2 separate regions of the Homo sapiens genome follow, and region 2 is linked to region 1. Evidence: read pairs that join two places in POLR2A ChIA-PET (ENCODE). Cell type or tissue: PC-3. All regions are shown on one strand. Links, peaks and the distances in the headings refer to the core of each region. The heading gives the core; the rest is flanking DNA. Region 1 has its middle 450 kb from the start of ANKRD30A. Region 2 overlaps CCNY (cyclin Y).

Region 1 (7,839 bases), core at 2,480-6,479:
AACACAAGAATCCATTTAACAAAATTTTTAAAGTAAAAAGATTAAATACTTTTATAGTTATTTCTTCATGCTTCATATATTTTAATTCAACTTTAAATTTACTAAAAATACATAATTTTATACTAAATTTTTTTTTGTTCTTAGAGAAAGCTAATTAAGAAATGAAGTGGATGTGGTGGCTCACACCTACAATCCCAGACACACAGAAGGCTGAAACTGAAGGATTTCTTGAGCCCAGGGGTTCAAGACCAGCCTGGGCAACATAGTGAGACCTCCTCTCAAATACAGAATGTTCTATACTAATGCTGATGATGGTGATAAGGTGCTGGCCAGCAGGCTAAATGTTTCTCTACATCTTCTCAGTTTGTTCTCACAGTGACTCTATGTGTCGATATTATGTTATCCAAGTTCTATGGATCAGATGTATGAGGCTTAGAGGGACTATCAACTTAATTGGAGCTAAGAAAAATACGCAAGTCTGCTTGACTCCAAAGCCATGCTGATAAATCGCTATGCTGTAAGGTGTTTCCATAGCTGCATAACACTCCATCTATGAAAATATTGACTCCACAGAGAGCACTTAAGGCTCATGGTGGCCTAGAATTCCAGATTTCAGAGCCAACAGAGACCTCAGAGTTCATGTAACCTGTCCCATTCCTGGAGCAGCACACACTCACTCACTTCCTCAAGCTGGACATTTAGGGGCCTTTCTCTCATTTTGTTCATGTGGCACCAACTCTGCTAATTTGGCCTTCACAATATTTCCAATCTGTTTTTTTTTTTTCCTTCATCTTCGTGGTCATTGTCTTATTCAAAGATGCCATGATTATCTCTGACCTGACCTGTAATCCCAGCACTTTGGGAGGCTAACGAAGGCGGATTGTAATCCCAGCTACTCAGGAGACTGAGGAAGGAGAATCGTTTGAACAGGGAGGCAGAGGTTGCATTGAGCTGAGATCATGTCACTGTGCTCCAGTCTGGGCGGCAAGAAGGAAACTCCAACTCACAAAATAAAAAACAAAAAAAAGAAATGAAGACTTACAGGCCGCACTCCAGATGTTCTGACCCGGAATCTACATTTCCACATCTTCAGGTGATGCCTTTGCACATTGTAGTAGAGTGGTTTTTAAAGTCTTTAAAAAATATTTTGGGAGTGAAGGTGGGGTGGAAGGTGGAGGGCCTTGAGAGCCTGGATTGATTTATATGGGTTGTAAGTAAACCAGTGTCAGTCACAGCAGGTCTGCAGCACCACCAGAAGCATTTGAGCTGGCAGACAAAATTCATTATTTCTATTCAAAATAGCAATTCTTCCCATCATGGTCCCATCTTTTATTTGAGGCACACATTTCCCAAGGGGCAGCTAGAGAGACCATACGTAGGTCTGATCTTAATTATTATTTACTTCATAAGCTTTGGTGGTTTTTTTTTGTTTTTTCTTCCTTTTTACTATATCATCACTATCAAAGTGTGGGGGCTCATTGTCAAGGTGACTGGTCTTTACTGGATTAAATTCCAGCATCCTCATTTCACTGACTTCCCTTGATTCTTACTATTGAAAGAACATAAGGCACTCTACAATTCTGACTGCTTCCCTCTGATTCGTTTGTCTCTTCATAAGTTTTCATCACTTTGTTGTCTATATATTACTGCAAACTTGATTTCTATCTCATAGGTTGGTGCAAAATTAATTGTAGTGTTTGCCATTACTTTTAAAAGGCAAAAACTGCAATTTATTTTGCACCAACATAATACTAATTGGCCCTGTTCCTTGTCTCTCCCAGTGCAGTGGATTGTGTCCCTGAATTCCTCCTCTGACTTTGCATGGAGAGAGATATTTAAAAATGTATTAGGAGCCATGTGAACCCGGGAGGTGGAGCTTGCAGTGAGCCGAGGTCGCACCACTGCACTCCAGCCTGGGTGACATAGTGAGATTCTGTCTCAAAAAAAAAAAAAAATGTATTGGGATCATCATACTTCTCTGCTTCAAACTCTTTTCCCGCTGTGCTTGTATTTCAGACATTTTCATCTGGACCATAGGCCTTGCAGGATTTCATCCTCGTCTTTGCTCTAGAATCTTTCCTATTGCTCTTCTCTCTCACTTACCAGATGCCATGATTATCTCTGACCTGACCTGTAATCCCAGCACTTTGGGAGGCTAACGCAGGCAGATCACCTGAGGTAAGGAGTTCAAGACCAACCTGGCCAACATGATGAAACCCCGTTTCTACTAAAAATACAAAGATTAGCTGGTCATGGTGGTGAGTGCCTGTAATCCCAGCTACTCAAGAGACTGAGGAAGGAGAATCGTTTGAACAGGGAGGCGGAGGTTGCATTGAGCTGAGATCATGCCACTGCGCTCCAAACAAAGGCCTCTTTGGTTTTTCAAGCTCACCAATATCTACCCTCTTCTGCCAGCCCCCACCTTCTACACATGCCTGATTTTTGTCCTCTTCATATTGGTCCTCAACCATCACCTCCTCAGAGAGAGCTGTTTTCTCACTCTGATTATTTCTCATAGAACCCCAAAGGTAATACAATCAATAATCCTCTCTAATCATACCTGTGTTTGTTTCATTTGTTTAGACTTTGGACTTTATAGAAACACAGTCTATTTGTCTTTTGTTCACCATTGTCTTCTGTCATATATACATTGTTTTGTTTTCTAATGCATGGATTCAGTCTATTTGCTTCATTCAACAGAAGAGAAAATTGAGGTCTGGAAGGGTTAAGTTGACTTGTTGAAGACCATGATTCTGTGAGCAGCAGAGCCAGATTTTCTGGCTCTCAACACAGTATGCTTTTCATTACATTGTCACTGCACAGAGTTAGCAATTTAAGACACAGTCCTGCTAACTGAAGATGACTTAACATAAACTTTGATCATATAACTCAAATCACCACTCTGCAGTTATCATGGACATTGAACTCCACTGGCCATCGAAGCCAGCAGTGTGAAAACAGCTGTTTTTCATTCACTGAGGTCAGTAGGTCTAAGATAAATAAAGAAGGGATTCTGCATTGACTGACGACTCCATGCCGGCAAAGTTGGTGGAAGTAAGAGCAATGCCGGTAAGCCAAAATCTGACTCACTGGCCACCAAGTCTGACTCCTCCCAGTGGGAAATATCTGCTCTGGGAGTCACTGGACCCATTTTTCTGCAAGTCAAGAGATCCAGTGTCACACCCTGCCAGCCTCTATTGACCTTCTGGGGCGATAGGTATGGATGTGGTGCAGTTAGCAATGTGCCACGCCCTCCACATGCAAGAGAGACAAATTCAACACAGGAGAAAAGTGGAGCTGAAGGGAAAATTTTCTCCTAAGAAATAAAATGGTTTTTAAGTGCCAAACTGTAGGATACACTTAATCTTACTGAGGATCAAATTAAGAAATGTTATTTGTTCTAACAGCATGGATTAGGTCGGTTCAACAGAAGCCTGTTTCTCAAAAACAAAACAAAACAACAACAACAAAAATCAAAGAGAATAAGGAAGGCACTGGGTTTAGCTATTATAATACCAACACCTTACAAAGCATAATGTTCCAAACAAGAAAAATGTTCCCCCTAAAATGGTCCAGTTTATGACTTCGAAGGATCCTGACAATATTTGAAGGAGGCAAAAGGTCTGTGTAAAACCGGCTCCATTGCTCACCTTTCTTATCCAGGACATCATATGTTCTTCCTGCCTAGGGTGATGATGATTTGGGGTGGGAGGAGGGTCTGGCCTGGCATTCTATGGGCACAGTGGTTATGTGGCCACGGCTGTGAGAGTCAGTACTCTGCAGTGGCAAGCAGCCAAGCTGGAAATTACATAGGTTGCAAATGGTGTACCCCTGCTGTTCATGTGCTGTTGCTAAAGACACCCTGCTCAATCCAATCAGTCAGTCACTCTCTAAATCAGAAGCACATGTAGTAGGCATGTACTCTTCAGCCACAATAGTGTCTCCTTGTGTAATGGGTTTGGCCATTCAGAAACTGAACATATTCTGGGGGTGCACCTGTACTGAGCAGGCCATGTAATGAGGGTTAATTGTGGGGTTAATAGAATGATAAACTTTGCTATCCTCAGCAGCTGCAGGTAATATTGCAGCAAAATCATTCACATGTGCAACTAATTGAATGGCTTCTTCAAACTAGGCATCTTTAAGAGCTAGGAACAGAGAGCTGATAATTGCATGTGGGGTATAAATAGCCTTTCAATTACAGCTCACAAAAACACTTCCTCCTGCTGCCTGATGCAGAGTATTCATGGTAGGCCAATGTGTGGTTTCTGAGGAATGAAAACCAGATTAGGAAGACCTATTGCAGCCAAACATGCTCTTTTTATGATAAAGCCTAATGAGGGTTAATTTCATCTCCTTGTTCACCAGGTGCTACCGAGTGTTGAGTGCTCTGTGCACGTGTGTGTGTGAGCATACACGCAAGTGTGTGTGTGTGTCTGTGCGTGTGTGTGTGTGAGAGAGAAAAACAGCAAGAGACCTACAGATGATAGAAGTTTAGGATGGCTCTAGAAAAATCCCAGCCAAAATATCTATTACTCAGCTTCAGCTTGAAAGATGATACCATTGGTAGAGTCAACAACTCTGAGCGTCTGTGCTGACCCAGGCAAGAAGAGTTTTCAGTACCTCCATGAACATAAAACAGGCAGTAAAGATTTGATTTAGATGTATTTAATGAACAATAAAAGCTAGGAATTAAATCGTAGGGAGGAGAAGCAGCTTTTTGGCACTCTCTTGGCTAATAGCATCAGGATGGTAAAGACATAGGATGGGAAGAGCGGCCAAGCAAGTGGTTCTCCTAATGATTATGTATTATGTCAATTTATTTTTCCAAAGGACACAGGTGGAAGGAACCAGATGAAGTAGGTGGTTGAGCTTCTGGAGCTGCTGTGGAACATTTTGTACAAACAGGGAGTGGTAACATCTGTTCCATAAAGAGAAAACACTCTGCTGTCAAAAGAGCAGTAGGCTCAGCAGGAGATTCGAGTCCAGTCCAAGCTGTGTCCCTGCTTCCTATGTCAATGTGGCAAATCACTTGAACCCTCTGAATTTCCATTTAGCCATCTATCTTGTAATATATAATAACAATTATCATCTATATAACTCTTTAGACTTATTATCTGATGCAAATGCTCTACTAGATCTTCAACAAGAAAATGAGTTAGTCATTTGCTTCATTGCAGATTGTAAAGGCTAGAGATAAAGGAAATAAATTTTTTATTAAAATTCCTACAAAGTAAGATAATTTTCCCTTTTTATGACTTTGGTTAAATGCGTTCGAACCAAATCAACCATTCTATAATATGCCACATTGGGACACATAAATTAAAGCAATTACCCCGAATTAACATGTGCAGAGTCTGGACGTGGTGGCTCACGCCTGTAATCCCAGCACTTTGGGAGGCCGAGGTGGGTTAATCAGCTGAGATCAGGAGTTCAAGACCAGCCTGGCCAACATGGTGAAACCCTGTCTCTACAAAAATTAGTGGGGCATGATGGCGTGTGCCTGTAATCCCAGCTACTCGGGAGGCTGAGGCAGAAGAATCACTGGAACCCGTGAAGCAGAGGACGCACTGAGCCTAGGTCGCGCCATTACACTCCAGCCTGGGCGACAGAGCAAGACTCTGTCTCAAAAAAAACAAAAAACAAAAAACAAAAAAAACAAAAACCAAACAAACAAAAATGTGCAGGTCTACAAAAGCTAAAGCCTATCTTTTTCAACCAGTATTCAACAAACACTTCACACAACACCCTTTCTAACTTAATCCACTATCTCAATTGTGCCTTCATTCTTTGAGTGATGAGTTTTGTTTAAAATATTATGATAGCTTCTGAATATCTTAAATATTTTTGGAACTTCTATACTCAGATACACTTACAATATTTTTCCCACGCACATACAATTTATTTATTGGCTTATCCATTAATTCATCGACAGATATTTGTTTGTTTTTTGCTCACCAAATGCTAGGCACTGTTCTAGAAGCTGGGTAACCCAGAATACAGCACAATAAAGTTTCTGTCTTGCTAAGCTTATATTCTGGTGAAAGTTAGGTTATATTCTGGTGGGAGAGAGATTATATATATATAACCATATGTGTAATTATTATGTAAACATATGTATATATGATATTTTATATGTGTGTACATATGTGTGTGCATGTATATATAAACAGATGGTCACTGACTCACCATGGTTTGACTCATGATATGATTTTTCATTTTTATGATAGATTTATCAGGGTATTAAATACATTTTACAACTATGATATTTTCAACTTATAGTAACTTTTCGGAACATAACCCCACTGTAAGTTAAAAAGACACTCTTTTGCCGGGTACAGTGGCTCACGCCTGTAATCCTAGGACTTTGGGAGGCCGAGGCGGGCGGATCACGAGGTCAGGAGTTCGAGACCAGCCTGGTCAGCAGGGTGAAACCCCATCTCTACTAAAAATACAAAAATTAGCCAGGCATGGTGGCGTGCGCCTGGAATCCCAGCTACTCGGGAGGCTGAAGTAGGAGAATCACTTGAACCCGGGAGGTGAAAGTTGCAATGAGCTGAGATCGCGCCACTGCACTCCAGCCTAGGCGACAGAGTGAGAATCCATTTCCAAAAAAAAAAAACACCATTGTTTTTAAGAATTTAAAGGTGGGTCACAGGCCTGGCCCACCTCCTCCCCAGGCACCCATGTGTCAGGCACAAGGCACTGCCACACATGGTGGCCTGGGGAGAAGGATCTTTGGAGAAGTATTATTTAATACAGGGTACTCGGGATAAGACTCTTTGATAAGGGGACATTTAAACAGAGACCTAAATGGGATGAGAAAGCTGGCTCTGCAGACATTTGGGGGTGCACATTCCAGGCCCAGGAGGGGCAAGTGCCAAGGGCCTGACGTGGGCGGGGACCTCGTGTGCTCCTGGCAGAGCCAGGGAGCCAGCGAGCCAGCGAGTCTGAGTGAGACTGAGTGAGCTGGAGCAGAGAATTCAATTCCCAAAGAGACACTGAAAGGCCTTTAGATTTTATTTGATGTGATATGGAAAGCCACTGCAGGTTGGGGCAGAGGAGTGATGTCATTGTATTTATTTGTAGAAGGTCCCTCTGAGCTACTGCAGGGAGAATGGACTGCAGGAACTACGGGTGGGGACAGGCAGGTCTGAGAGGAAGCTGCTGAGCGGGCCCGAGCCAGAGGATGATGTTTGGATTAAGATAATATTGGAGAGATCAGTGATACTCACTCCTATTCTGAACATATTCTGAAGAAAGAGCGAATGAGTTTTTATACAAGACAAAGAGGAGAGTCAGAAGTGACTTCAGGGTTTTGGTTTTGAATGAACACAGAGTTGCCATTTACTGAATGAGGAAGATTGGGATGAGAGGTTTTGTTGGGTGAAACCAAGAGTTTAGTTTTGAACATGGCAAGTGTGAGATACCTCTGACACCCAAACAGGCAAAGATATCTCCAGTCTAGAGCTCAGGGGAGGGGTTGGAGCGGTAATCATGGCAAACGGCCTCTTTTTAATTACCACAGAAGTACATTGGGTTTTCCAGTGGTTCTAGGTGACCCTCTTCTGCGACGTTTTGTTATGCGGAGTTTATTCATGCTTATTCAGTAGCATTTAAAGAAACCGCGGAAGTATAGTTAATAACAGTGTGCTGAATTCTTGAAAATTGTAAAGACAGTACACGTTTAAGTGTTCTCATCACACACACACACAAATGATAAGCCCGTGTGGGAAAGCATATGCTAATGAGCTCAGTTGAGGCATTACACAATGCATGCCTACACCAAAACATTCTGTGGTACGTGATAAACATATATGAAGACAATTTCTGTCAATT
Region 2 (7,839 bases), core at 2,130-6,129, 1.1 Mb before region 1:
TGTGTCTAGTTGTCGTTACCCAGCATCCCTTTTTTTCTTTAGGATCCCATCCAGGACACCATATTGTATCTAGTGGTCATTACCCAGCATCCCTTTTCTTCTTTAGGATCCCATCCAGGACACCATATTGTATCTAGTTGTTATTACCCAGCATCCCTTTTCTTCTTTAGGATCCCATCCAGGACACCATATTGTATCTAGTTGCCGTGTCTCCCTAGTCTCCTCTTGGCTGTGATAGTTTCTCAGGCTTTCCTTGTTTTTGATGATCTTGACAGTTTTGAGGAGTGCTGGCTAGTTTTTTTGTAGAATGTCCCTAACTTGGGATTTGTCTGACGTTTTTGTCATGATTAGACTGGGATTGTATGTTTTTTTGGAGGAAAATAACAAAGGTAAAGCACCATTTTTAGCACATCACATCAAAGGTACATTTGATCAACATGACTCATGACTATTGATGATAACCTTGATCCCTGGCTGAGGTTGTGTTTGTCAGGTTTCTCTGCTTTGTAGTCACTCTTTTTCTCCACTTTCTGTACTGTGTATCCTTCGAATGAGGTCACTCTGTGCAAACCACACGTATGCAGGCAGTTGTGTTCCACCTCCCTAGGTGATGCATTCTGAGAAGAGTGCTTGTTACATCAGCCTGTCAGGACCACTGGTCATGCCAAGTGGGGTTGGGTCTCAGCCTGGGGAGGCCTTGGCAGGGCCCAGCCATTGCAGCACGGCTGTCCGATGCCTGCCATTCAACCCCTGAACTGCAGCCTCCAAATCCCTTCTCAGAGTCTTGTGCTCTGATGGTGAAGTGACTGTGGAATCAATTGAGTCTGACCCTGAAAGACTTCCTTTATGGGTCACTTTTAATAGATTCTGAGGAATTCAAAAGCTGTTATTCAGGTGGCATCTATTCAGTGATGAGTCCAGACATATTCAGTTGTTCCTTCAATTGCTGGCAAATAATAAGTGGTGGTCAAGTCACTAGTTATCTAAACTTAGTGACAGGGAGTCTAAGAGTTGCCATGCCTATGCAAATTCAGTAAAGTTAAAGGCAAGTGCAATACAAATTATATTCATCTTAGCGCACATCACTGCCCAGGATTTCATAAACAGATACCTCAACTTGTTAGATCTACTCTTTAACATCTATTTCATTTTTTAAAAAATTTCAGTAAAGAATGCTGTTCATAATCTTGTATATTTGTTTAAAACCCCACTAATCGGGTGCAGCCTGCCATTTGTAAAATACTGTGTGTGTTGGGAGTCCCCAAGACCACCTCAGGTTTGATTATTCACTAAAAGGACTCACAGGACCCAGCATATAGTTCTACAGCTGTGACATATTACAATGTCAGGGTACAATGCAAAATCAGCAAAAAGGGGAGGGCCCATGGGTCGAAGTCTGAAGGAAAAAGAGTCCTCTCCCAATGGAGTCATACAGGACACAGTTGATCCCCCAGCAATGAGCTGTAACAATATGGTCATGTGCCACATAATGGTGTTTCAGTCAACGATGGACCACATATATGACATTTGTCCAGAAGATTATAGTGGAGCTCAGAAATTCCTGTCGCCTAGTGACGTCATAACATCCTAGCGTATCCTAGGTTTCAGGTGTTTGTGGTGATGCTAATATAAGCAAACCTGTGCTGTCAGACATGTAAAAGTCTAGCATGTGCACGGTACATATAATACTTGATAATAAACGACTCTGTTACTGTTTAATGTGTTTACTATACTATACTTTTTATTCTTAACTTTAGAATGTACTCCTTCTACTTATTTTAAAAAAAAAAAAGTTAACTGTGAAACAGCCTTAGGCAGGTCCTTCAGGAGGTGTTCTGGAAGCAGGCAGGAGACCACTGCTTTGTGTGTATTATTGCCTCTGGAGACCTGGCAGTGGGGCAAGATATGGAGGCGGAAAACAGCGATATTGATCATCCTCACTCTGTATAGGTCTAGGCTAATGTGTGTTGATGTCTTAGTTTTTAACAAAAAAGTTTAGAAATTAAAAACTAACTTAAATATAAAATAGCTTGTAGAATAAGGATATAAAGAGAGAAAATATTTTTGTACAGCTGTATGATGTATGTTTTTACCTAAGTGTTATTACAAGAGTCCAAAGTTTAAAAAATTTTTAAAGTTTATAAAGTTATAGTAAGCTAAGTTTAATTTATTATTACAGAAAATCTTTTTCATAAATTTAATAGAGCCTAAATGTACAGCATTTATCAAGTCCACAGTAGTGTACAGTAATGCCCTAGGATTCACACTCACTCACCACTCACTCACTTATCCAGAACAACTTCCAGTCCTGCAGGCTCCATTTACTGTAAGTGCCCTGTACAGGTGGACCATTTTTATCTTCAATACCATATTTTTATGGTGCTTTTTCTTTGTTTAGATATATTTAGATACACAAATACTCATCATTGTGTTCCAGTTACCAACAATATTCAGTACAGTCATGTGCTATACAGGTTTGCAGTCTTGGAGCAATAGGTCATACCACATAGCCTAGGTTAATAGTAGGCCGTAGCACCTGCTTTTGTGTAAGTGCACTCTATGGTATTCCCACAAGGATTGAATTGCCTAATGAAGCATTTTTCAGAATGTACCCATTGTTAAATGACGTATGACTATACTTCCAAGATGTTGTCCACCAGCAAAGCCCATTAGAGACAGCACCCAAGGTTTGTGTTGAGTGTTGGTTACGCAGACATCCTCTGTTTAGCACATATCAAAATTCCAGAGTCCCAGAAGGAAAGCAGGCTCAGCATAAACCACCTTGTTTGTACACCTTGTGTGCATAGTGAGCTGCTCTTACCTGTCCTGGGAATGCTAGGAGCCCTCCTGAAATGGACACTCTTCAAATGCCAACTGAGGTCAGCCCCAGAAGCAGCCTGTTCTGAGCATGGCAGTCTCAGGCTTGCTGTGTTCACTCTTTGCTGCACACTGTGCTGTTTTGTTCTTTCTCTTCTGCTTATATACATTTTTAGGTAGATGATCAGGATCATTTCCTGGGCTGCAAAGGCCTCCTTTTAGAGGGCAGAGGGGGTTGTTACTGATGGCAAATGCTAAGCAAGCATGTGTTCATGTGTGTGCACGCATGTACACTCAGTAACATTTGAAAATCACAACATGACTAATCCTTGCCATGTAGAAATGAGGGGCTGGGGCCTTCCAGTGTTCAAAGAAACCCAGACTTATTTTTGAACGTTCCCTGTTGTTAGCTGAGATTTTTAAAAGAAATCTCCAAGCCAAACGAAACCTGTCTGTGAGCTACTCCCGGACTGTGGATTGCCAGCTTTGCTTCAGGTGGGAGGGAGCCGTCAAGGTCTTTAGACAGATATTCTGTTAATTCCCTGGGGCTGCCAGAACAATGTACTGCACACTGGGTGGCTTCAACACCAGAACTTCATTGTCTCCCAGTCCTGGAGGCCAGAAGTCCGAAATCAAGGCACTGGCCGGGTTAGTTCCAAGGGCTGTGAGGGAAGGTTCTGCTCCAGGCCTCTCTCTGACGTATTACAATGTGTGGGTGCCCAGCCTCATGCTCACGCAGCGTTCTCCTGTGTGCATGTCTGTCTCCAAGTTTCCCCTTTATGTAAGGGCCCCAATCATATTGTGTTAGGTCCTGCCCTAATGACCTCGTTTTAACTCCACTACATCTGTAAAGGCCTTGTCTCCAAATAAGGCCTTATTCTGAGGCACTTGGGGTTAGGACTTCAACATATGCATTTTGGAAGAGGGGACACACTGTAACCCATATCCACAGGATACCAACAGAATCGTGTAAGATTTGTATTAAGATCTCTCCAGGGATACCAGCAAGGAGGTTATTGCTGTAGTTTAGGGTAAAGATTATACTTTATATTAATTTATTAACCTATATTAATAATATAAATGTGTATTCCAGGCTATTGGAAAATCTTCCAGCATCAGGTACAAAAAAGAATCCAAATGTGAAACTGGCAGAAATTTTATAAACAGAAAATAATAATTACTTTTTTAAATTATTTTTGTTGGCCATAAAAGTGATAATTTATGGAGCATTGCTGAATACAGGGAGTTTAGGTAGCTACCCCCATTCCCTCAAAATAGTATGTTTATGAGACAGCACTCTGGAATTAGGGTGTAATTGAGAATGGAGTGAAGCTACCAACTCACTTCACAGTCTTCACCCGTATGATTTCAACCTCAGCCGTATTGGAACATGCTCTAATCATCCAAACCAAACAGCTGAAAGACGGCAGATTTAAAGTCCAGAAAGAAATTATATCTGGTACAGATTCAGACAATTAACCGGCCTAGTATTACTCTTTAAAATTGGATTGGAATAATTTCAGCATCATTGGGATCTCATTTGCATATATCCTCAATTCCACAAGTTTTATCCCCTCCAAATGCCTCTGAACAGCTTTGTGATGTGCAGTCAGCTGATGCCTCTTTGTAGCTCCATAGTTGCTCATTAACCTGTGGTTTCCAGAGAGACTTCTTAGGATAGTCATTCTCATGAATTAAATCTGAAAACTTAACTGAGTAAGAGTGACCTGTTAGCAATGGTCGTGGGATATTGTTTAGAAAAATCAACCGTGTATTATTTTACTTGGCAGAGAGTTAAAATATCCAAGTGGGAGTTTACTAAAGAAGTTGCAGCTGACCCTTGACTATAGTTTTATTGGCAAGTTTTGCTAAATTACATATTTTTAAGTCTAGCTTACCATGAATGCCTTATCTCCCAATATAGCAACTGCTTTCCCTCTGTTACAGGATGTATTGTGTTGTCTGATTGCTTCAGTTAGCCGTAATGGAATATCACACCTGGTTCATGACTGTTTGTTTTTTTCCCAAACATTAAGTATTCTCTTAAATATTACTAATATAGTTATTAATATTCATCAACTAAGGTAAGTTAAAAGTCAGAAGAAAACATAGTCAGCTTTTTGTATTGAGCCAGTGAGCACTGACCTCTGCGGAGAGCTTGGGAGGTTGCAGCGCCTCATGTCTGTAAAGGAGTGGAATCTCTGGGATCTGGGTGAAGATTGAGTCACAGTCTTCTTTTTCTGCTGCTTTAATGATCTGGAGGTTTACTTAGGCCCAGTCCCTGTTTTCTGCTCTCAGCACAGTGGTATTGCACATTTTCTGGTTGTCTCTTTGTTGGAGAGTAAGAGGATTTGTCATCAGCCTTTGTAAAATACGCAGCCTGGGGCCCTAAGATCAGTGCCAGCTAGAATTCCACTGAGCCTCACCTAGATCTTTATCTGAAGAGTTACGATGTTCACACAGAGGACAATTATGATCTAAAACATTAGCTTATTCTTTCTGTTCAAACTTAATATAATAAATGCCGTTAAAAATGAAAATCTCCAAAAATTGATAAGGTTATTCAGCTCTCTTGAGTGACTTTCTTTTTTCCACCAACAGTTGTCACACTCAAATGCTATTGTTGAGTGAAGGACCCTTGGAAACCCCCACAAAGGCCTTTCCAGTGCAGTTACAATGCCGTGCTTCATGACTTCCTGGGCCTTATTTGAAGGTCTCTTTGGCTTCCCGTGTGCCCATAGCTGCCTCCTCTGAACTTTGTTGTTCACCACTGCACCTGTCTCACAAGCCAAGGACTCAGTTTCCCTTAATTCACTACACCTTGTCGATGCAGTTCTCTTTCCTGAATGCCATTATTTGTGGTCGTTTTACTAGCGAATCACTCGTATGTAGTCCCGCTGACTTCCTTTGGGCTGGAAATCTGCCCTTTCATAGCTCTTTCAAGAGCCTGCCGGAGCCCTGTGTGGATGCGGTCCCTTGTCGTCCCTGCAGGACCCCATATGCCCATGATGCATTCAGGGAGCACGCTCTGCCGGCCCCTGGGCTAGATGCTGCACATACTGGGGATGAGATGAGGGTTTATCCAGGCTTCCTATCCAGGGAAGAGGCCCTTACACTACTGAGATAAATGCAGCATTGGGAGCAAGCAGAGGGTCACCCAACTAATTTGGGAAGGTCAAGGTGGTCTTTCCCTGTAATGGTTTTCCATTTTATTATCAGTATACTTAGAACCTCTTACTACAGCTTATTGGCTATTTGCCTTTGGGATTTGAAACATGTTACTCCACTTGACCCATGAACAACTCCAGGGTTAGAGGCATGGAACCCTGCACAGTTGAAAATCCACATGTAACTTTTGACCCCCCAAAACTTAATAGCCTACTGTTGACTGAAAGCCTTACCTGTAACATAAACATTTGATTATTATTTATTTTTCGTGTTATATGTATGCTATACTGTATTCTTACAATGAAGTAAGCCAGAGAAAAGAAAATGTTAAGAAAATAAGGACAAATATATATATACATAAATATAAATATATATATTTATGTATATATATATATATATATTTTATGAGACGGAATCTCGCTGTGTCACCCAGGCTGGAGTGCAGTTTCACGATCTTGGCTCACTGCAGCCTCCGCCTCCCGGGTTCAAGCAGTTCTCCTGCCTCAGCCTCCCAAATAGCTGGGATCACAGGCGCGTACACCATGCCCAGCTAATTTTTGTATTTTTAGTAGAGACGGGGTTTCACCATGTTGGCCAGGATGGTCTCGATCTCCTGACCTTGTGATCTGCCCACCTTGGCCTCCCGACGTGCTGGGATTACAGGCTTGAGCCACCGCACCCAGCCAAGAAAATATATTTCCCATTCATTAAGTGGAAGTGGATCATCATAAAGGTTGTCATCCTGGTTGTTTTCGCGTTGAGTAGGCTGAGGAGGGGAGGAGGGGTTGGTCTTGCTGCCTCTGGGGCTGTGGAAGCGAAAGAGGTGGAGAAGGTGGAAGGGAGGCAGGAGAGGCAGGTGCATTCGGTGTAACTGTTACCGAAAAAATCTGCGTATTAGTGGATCCACACAGCTCGAACCTGTGTTGTTCAGGGGTTAACCGTACTTTCTTTTTAGGATTTTTACTTTGTCTTCAGTACAGTGCCCTGATCCATTCTAAGGAACATCTGATAAGCCATAAAAATCCAGGTTTTTAAGATTTAAAAAACTGCTGTTTCATTAGTAAAGCACTGAACACAGAAAAGTAATCTGAACACAGAACAATAATCTTTTTAAGCAAGAAACCATTAGTCATGGATGTTTTCATTCAGCAAACAGTTGGGTGCCAACTCCGTGCCCCTCACCACCCACCCCACCCCCCCCCGCCCCTCATCATGCCAAACCCCTTCTCTCGAAGAGGCAGAGAAGAGTCTGACCTGCCCCTCCCCACCTCACCAGTTTCTCAGGGGCTTCACAACTGCACCTGGCAAAATAAGCCACAAGGAAGCTTCTGGTTGCTTTGGGGAGCATTAGACCCTCTCACTCTGACTGTGGTTTAGGGATGAGGGGTGGGGGGTTCTGCAGAGTAGCTGGTCAAGCCACGTGACCCTATGCTGTATGTGACCCTGTGCTGCTCATGGCTTATGACCCTACAGTGCTCGTGACCCTGTGCTCCTCATGGCCCATGACCCTACAGTGCTCGTGACCCTGCGCTGCTCATGACACATGACCCTACAGTGCTCGTGACCCTGTGCTGCTCATGGCCCATGACCCTACAGTGCTCGTGACCCTGCGCTGCTCATGGCCCATGACCCTACAGTGCTCGTGACCCTGCGCTGCTCATGACACATGACCCTACAGTGCTCATGACCCTGCGCTGCTCATGACACATGACCCTACAGTGCTCGTGACCCTGCGCTGCTCATGGCCCATGACCCTACACTGTTCGTGACCCTGCGCTGCTCATGGTCCGTGACCCTACACTGCTTGTGACCCTGCGCTGCTCATGGCCCATGACCCTACAGTGCTCGTGACCC

What was found. Peaks named below come from ENCODE experiments on the same cell type or tissue, not always from the same donor. Only the 100,000 strongest peaks of a DNase experiment are listed, where the experiment ranks them.
Region 2: POLR2A ChIA-PET joins it to region 1 with 5 read pairs; 1 of 35 experiments calls an interaction of 5 or more read pairs at or near these places.

What each region holds. Positions count from the first base shown.
Region 1 is chr10:36,672,677-36,680,515 of GRCh38, forward strand. No RefSeq gene overlaps it. Among named protein-coding and RNA genes, the nearest start is that of ANKRD30A, 450 kb to the right of the region's middle. In PC-3, for the core only: no CTCF peak of the experiment used is centred there; DNase peaks (open chromatin) are centred at 3,145, 3,715, 4,265, 4,565 and 1 weaker place; H3K4me3 peaks cover 953 bases; H3K27ac peaks cover 2,589 bases.
Region 2 is chr10:35,541,926-35,549,764 of GRCh38, forward strand. The region is part of intron 7 of CCNY (cyclin Y); the gene reads left to right. Among named protein-coding and RNA genes, the nearest start is that of GJD4, 59 kb to the right of the region's middle. In PC-3, for the core only: a CTCF peak has its summit at 4,993; DNase peaks (open chromatin) are centred at 4,506, 5,136 and 5,616; H3K4me3 peaks cover 1,402 bases; H3K27ac peaks cover 3,093 bases.